Linked DNA regions of Homo sapiens: region 2 is linked to region 1. The links are chromatin contacts, found by Hi-C or POLR2A ChIA-PET in ENCODE. All regions are on one chromosome and are shown on one strand. Each heading gives the region's core, a stretch centred on a gene start or an enhancer-like site at or near the end of the contact. The rest is flanking DNA. Distances are from core to core; before and after follow the strand shown.

What was found. A loop is a pair of places that touch in the nucleus more often than their neighbours do. ChIA-PET counts read pairs that join two places held with the same protein, here RNA polymerase II (POLR2A). Pooled maps may share reads with other maps.
Region 2: a loop to region 1 is called in a pooled map, with 10 times the contacts of the local background. The contact joins the promoter of SNX29-AS2 here to the enhancer-like site in region 1. A Hi-C loop is called at or near these places in 2 of 168 maps with a recorded cell type or tissue (endothelial cell of hepatic sinusoid and sciatic nerve) and 1 of 50 pooled maps. POLR2A ChIA-PET finds 5 or more read pairs at or near these places in 2 of 52 experiments (HEK293 and WTC11).

The regions. Positions count from the first base shown.
Region 1 is chr16:12,329,834-12,332,864 of GRCh38, forward strand. All of the region lies in intron 15 of SNX29 (sorting nexin 29), which reads left to right. Among named protein-coding and RNA genes, the nearest start is that of SNX29-AS2, 41 kb to the right of the region's middle. RefSeq lists an enhancer at 2,414-2,914. Within about 2 kb of position 1,341, at least 5 of the 41 ENCODE cell types and tissues checked have a DNase peak (open chromatin) inside an H3K27ac peak, as active enhancers do.
Region 2 is chr16:12,371,124-12,373,912 of GRCh38, forward strand. SNX29-AS2 (SNX29 antisense RNA 2) reads right to left here and starts at 1,478. Exons shown (of 2, transcript NR_188406.1): 1 at 1,409-1,478. The region is part of intron 16 of SNX29 (sorting nexin 29); the gene reads left to right. It overlaps LOC105371087 (a long non-coding RNA gene), which reads left to right. Exons shown (of 3, transcript XR_933083.4): 1 at 1-1,786; 2 at 1,879-1,905; 3 at 2,546-2,789.

The DNA.
Region 1 (3,031 bases), core at 91-2,590:
AGCACAAAGATCACTGTTCCTCTTTGACAAGAGCTGTTTTTTTCTGAAGGGACTAAGACGCGTTAACAGTTATTTATACCCTGTCTTGTTCCAAAAGGCATTTGAGTGGCATATCTTACAGATAGGTGCAGGAGCTTGGGCTGTTGCGTCTGAGACACTATCCTGATGGGCACACTCCTCAACATCTCTGAACCTCATTTTCCCTGTCTGTGAAATGGGGATAATGAAGACCCATTGCAGAATGTTGTTTTGAGAATTAAATAATTTACAGCTTAAGTATTAGTCACTTTTGTTGTTGTTGCGGGAGGCTCAGGATCAGTGATGTGAAACAGTTGGCCTGGTGCCTGGGACAGAGATGTGCTCAGGAAATGGTGGTCCCCTTGTGGCCTTGAGTAAACGACTTAACCTCTCTGTGCCTGTTTCCTCACCTGGCGACCAGCCTGACCAACATGGCGAAACCCCATTTCCAGTAAAAATAGAGAAATTAGCCAAGCATGGTGGCGGACGCCTCTAATCCCAGCTACTCGGGAGGCTGAGGCAGGAGAATCGCATGAACCCAGGAGGCAGAGGTTGCAGTGAGCTGAGATCACACCACGGCACTCCAGCCTGAAATGGGCTTGACGGTCATAAGTAATGATAGTTAACACTCACGCAATGCATCTGTGAGCCACGCTTTCACTGCGAACTGTTTAATCCTCCCGACAGCTCTGGACGACAGGTGGTCACCATTGTCACCTTTTTACAGAATATGGAAACTGAGTCCCAGTGGGTTGAAATAGTAGCCTGAGGTGACATCTTTGCAGGCAGCGGAGCCAGGCGGCTGGACCCCAGAGCCCTGGTTCTTAACCAGCACGCGAGTCCTGGCGGCGCTTGTGGCAGGTTTCAGGGCTGAGGGTGGCATCCTTGCTCCCAGAAAATCACTTCAGATATTTTTAGGCCTGGATTCTATTTGGTCACTCAGCAGCCCAGTGTAGGTCTGGCGGATGGAGGAGTTTGGGTGCAGCTTCACGTTCAGATGGAAAAGCTGGTCTTCCCTGCACTTGCCTGCAAAGGCTCCTGGGGCAGAGCCCTGACACAGAATGTGGTTGGCCACTCCAGGCATGCTAGCCCCCTGGCTTATAGGCTGCAGAAGGCTTCCTTGACTGTTGTCCACACACTGGGAGCAATTCAGTTTCTCATCTTCTTTGGGCCTCTGTAGCCAACTACAGTTCCTTGCTTCAGAGCCTGTGTCTGTGTTTGGAAGGGGGCTGTGGATTGCACCCCATGGGCTCCTACCTTGAATCCTCTGCTGGTATGAGCTTGGCAGGCCTGACTGGCCCTTCTCCAGAGAGAGCTTTGGCCTCAGCTGCTGAGCCCAACTTTCCAGGCTGCTGGGCTTGGCTGCCCGGTTTCACTCCTAGAAACTCCTACACAGAGATCATGAGATTTACAGGACAGAGCCTTCTCTACGTGCTCCAAGTGGGTCCCTTGGTCATGCATTTCTTGGGCCTAGCTTGGTACCAGAAAAAGACACAGAAGCTGTCTAAACTTTGATTTAATTTTTATTCATTTTTACCTGGTCTTATTCCAAAAAGCATTTGAAGCAGCATAGCGTACGTATAGGTGCTGAGAGCATGAGGTGTTGTATCTGACACACTGTGTCATTGTGGGCATGTTCCTTAATGTCTCTGAGCCTCAGTTTCCCCACCTGTGAAATGAGAACACAGAAGACCTGTTCCAGAATTTTTTTGTTTTTGAGATGAAGTCTCACTCTGTTGCCCAGGCTGGAGTGCAGTGGCAGCGATCTTGGCTCACTGCAGCCTCTGCCTCCTGGGTTCATGCAAATCTCCTGCCTCAGTCTCTGAAGTAGCTGGGACTACAGGCGCCCGCCTCCACACCTGGCTAACTTTTGTATTTTTAGTAGAGATGTCGTTTCACCATGTTGGCCAGGCTGGTCTTGAACTCCTGACCTCAGGTGATCTGCCTGCCTCAGCCTCCCAATGTGCTGGGATTACAAGTGTGAGCCACCATGCCTGGCCAGAATATTGTTTTAAGAATTAAACAATTTGGCCAAGCACAGTGAATGCCCCAGGAACCTTAGCAGGCAAGTGGTGGCGCACGCCTGTAGTCCCAGCTACTTGGGAGGCTGACACAGGAGGATCGCTTGAACCTAGTAGGTGGAGCCTGCAGTGAGCCAAGATCATGCCACTGCACTGGAGCCTGGGTGACAGAGCGAAACTCCATCTCAAAAAAATAATAATAATAAAGAAATAATTTACAATGTGAGCATTACTTACTTTTGCTGTTACTGATGCTGTTATTAACATTATTACTATTATCCTCATCCTAGAAGAAAATTGATGGTCAGGGAAAATGAACTTTCACCTGACTCAGAGCCAGGTGTGCGTGCGGTGTGTGCACTTGCGTCCTTGTGTGTGTTTGTGTGTGTGTGCACGGGCATATGCATGCACAAGTGCGTGTCTTCAGCTCGTTGCCAAATGGTTGCATCTGGCTTTCCCCTGCATGAAGCTCCGTCATTTTCCATAGTTTCTGAGCAAATTAACTTTGGCATCTAGCTGGGTTGCTCATTTGCTAGTCGTGCCTGTTAGGAAAGGCTTGTTAAAGCTGTGTTATTGGTGGCGTTTTAAAAATGTGTTACTCTCTTTGTGCGCCTTTTGCCTGTTAAAGTGATGACTCTATCCTCCCCCGTCCTCGTCATATTGAAGGCCATGATCACAAAGCTTGAGGAAGACCCAGTGCTGCATGGTGGAGTGGTTGTGAGCTCCCCCGAGGTCCATGGGCAGGTGCTTTTGACGCTCAAGAACCCCGTCCTTAGGCCCACCTTCCAGGTCCACCTGCATCCCAGCCCCTGGCCGCCACCAGGGTTGGGCACCTCTGTCTTTCTCTTATCCTCCCAGCCTGATCTCTAGCACTTCCCCATTCCTGCCCTTGGTTCTTCTGGCCTCTGGTCTCCTCGTCAGTCCTCACGGTCCTGTCTGCTCCTCTTTCATTTCGTCTTGGCTGCTGTTGCCCGCCTGCTTCGTCACTCCAT
Region 2 (2,789 bases), core at 228-2,727, 41 kb after region 1:
TCTCAAAGCGGTGGTTGGGGATGCAACTGATGTTGCCAGCCAGGCGTTGGGGATCAGCCAAGGCTTTTGATAAAGTTGGAAGAACTTCAAGCTCCTTTGGACCAACCTTCCTTCCTTCCTTCCTTTCTTTCTCTCTTCCCTCCTCCCTCCCTCCCTTCCTTCCCTCTTTCCTTCCTTTCCTCTTTCCTAAATAGAGACAGGGTCTTTCTCTGTCCCTCAGGCTGGAGGGCAGTGGTGTACTTATAGCTCACTGCAGCCTCAAACTCCTGGGCTCAGCGATCCTTGCACTTCAGGCTCCGGAGAAGCTGGCACTATAGGTGCATACCACCATGCCTGGCTAATTTTGTTATTTTTAAAATTTTTTTGTAGAGACAGGGTCTTTCTATGTTGCCCATACTGGTCTCGAACTTCTGGGCTCAAGCAATCCTGCCTCAGCCTCCCAAAGTGCTGGGATTATAGGCGTGAGCCACTGCACCCAGCCAGATTTTTATTTCTGTTCGGGGAGAGTGGCTTCCTTTCGTTTCTCCTGTCCAGGGTGTCATTGCCTATGCCAGCCTGAGTGTGTGGGCCTCCTGTGGGAATCGCCACACTGTCCTGTTAGAGCAAAGCTTGCAGCCAACTCTTGCCCCCAGTGCTGCAATGCAACGCAGATATTTTTTAGCTTTGTTTTAAAAATAATATGGCAGATGGCGAAGCAGGACCTGACTCTCGCCTTCGCCCTATGTCTTTTCGTCTGCTCTTTCTCCACCGAGTCCTGTCCCTCAGCATTTGCTCCTCCTGTTCCTTCTACTTCCATCGCTCTGCATTTTCACCATTTGTCTTTTAGAAGACATGGTTTAACATTTTTTCTAAGTTATATAAATAATATAAAAATACATTTCTGAAAGAATATAAATAATGCACAACTATCTAGAGTACAAAAGACAAGTGTTCCCTCCTAGCGATCCTGCTGTGAAGCGTTTGGTATATACCCTTCCAGGTATTTTTTATGCATTTGCATATAGGCAGGCATATATATACACACACACATGCCTAACGCACATCTATTTTTAACACAAATGGGATAATTTATACTGTTCAGATTGTTTTGAGACTTTGCATTCTTCAGTCATGAATATATGTCGACTTCCTCCTCTTTCACACTCTTCCAAATCTTCCCCATCCTTCAAGGTGTCATTCATTCTTTGAGAAAGCCCCTAGTGGCGCTGTCAATAGTGAGTTTTGGTAGGTACGTTTCTAATGTTCTTTAAATTCCTGTAATCCTCTTCCCCTCTGGACCGCTCACTTTGTCTAATCTTATGTTGTTCTTTGTTTATTCATTAGTTAATTAATTCCGTTGAGCTACACTCAGTTATTTGGCCCCCAAGAAGTTTGTCGTCGGTGGAAGACACAGACATACTAAACATACCTTGCCCTGGAGGTTCATGAGGGGGTGGTAGATGGCAGGCTGTTGATGCACAGTAGTTGAATGAAAGAATGAGCAATGAGTAAGAAATAGAATTCTGTAGGTATCAAGTATAATGATGGCACAATGGTGGGGTTAGTTACCTGCTGGGGTATGTCATGGAAGGTTTCAAAGAGGAGACGTTTGACTTGAGTTTTTAAGGATGAGTTGAAGTTGATCAGGAAGATGGGCCTGTTAGGCAGCGGGAATGGTGGTATCAATCGACATGGTTTGCTCACAATATTCTCATTGCTAGTTTCATGGATGTATCCTGTGGCTTCTCCATGAGATAATGAAGTTCTTGAAAGTGGGAGTGTCATTTACACTCCTACCTGCAGACAGGTATACTGGCACTTATTACATACCAAATCCTATTCCATGAGCTGTGCATGTAGTAGCAAGCACTGATGTAGGTTCTCATGTCTCCATTTTAGAGATGACAAGACTAAGGCACAGATAAGGTAGGCAATATCCCCAAGTCTCCATGTCCCCATGATTAGTAGGAGATGGAGCTGTAAGTCTCTTTTTAGAGTCTTCATGTCCTCACCTTTATTTCTTTACATTTTGTATTTTTAATTTTTTTAAGAGACAGTCTCGCTGTGTTGCCCAGACTGGAGTGCAGTGGTGCAGTCATAGCTCGCTGCAGCCTCCGACTTGTGGGCTCAAGCAGTCCTCCCACCTCAGCCTCCTGAGTAGCTGGGATTACAGGCATGCACCACCACACTTGGCTAACTCAAATTTTTATAGAGATGGGGTTTCACTATATGGCCCAGGCTGGTCTCAAACTCCTGGGCTCAAGTGATCCTCCTGCCTCGGCCTCCCATAGTGCTGGGATTACAAGTATATGAGCTGCTATGCCTGGCCCATATCCTCATCTTTAAATGGGTCTAGGAATGCCCACCAAAGAGAGTTGTATGAGGTTTTAAACAGTAAATGCCTCTAAATCATCCAAAGTAGGGAATAAAATATCAGCTTATATCATAAACTTGGTTAAAATAGCACTCTCCTGCTTTATTTTTCCTCATAATACTAATGCTACTTGGCATAGAGTTGTTTATTTGCTCTCTCCTTTGTCCATTTTATGTATGGCTGTGTCCCCAGCACCTGATACAGAGTATAAAGCATTGGCTGAATGCGTGAATCTTAGTTCCCGCTTTTCACCTTAGCATCCTGACTACCGATGCCCTGAACACACATGGTGAATTTGGCTGAAATGAAGCATTCTGTGCCTGCCCCACAAACCACCAAGGGACTGTGGGTTTATTTGTCTCAAGATGGTCAACACTGCTGTTTTCACATTTTACTTGCTGTCAAATATAAAGAGATATCATATGTTGCCCGCCTC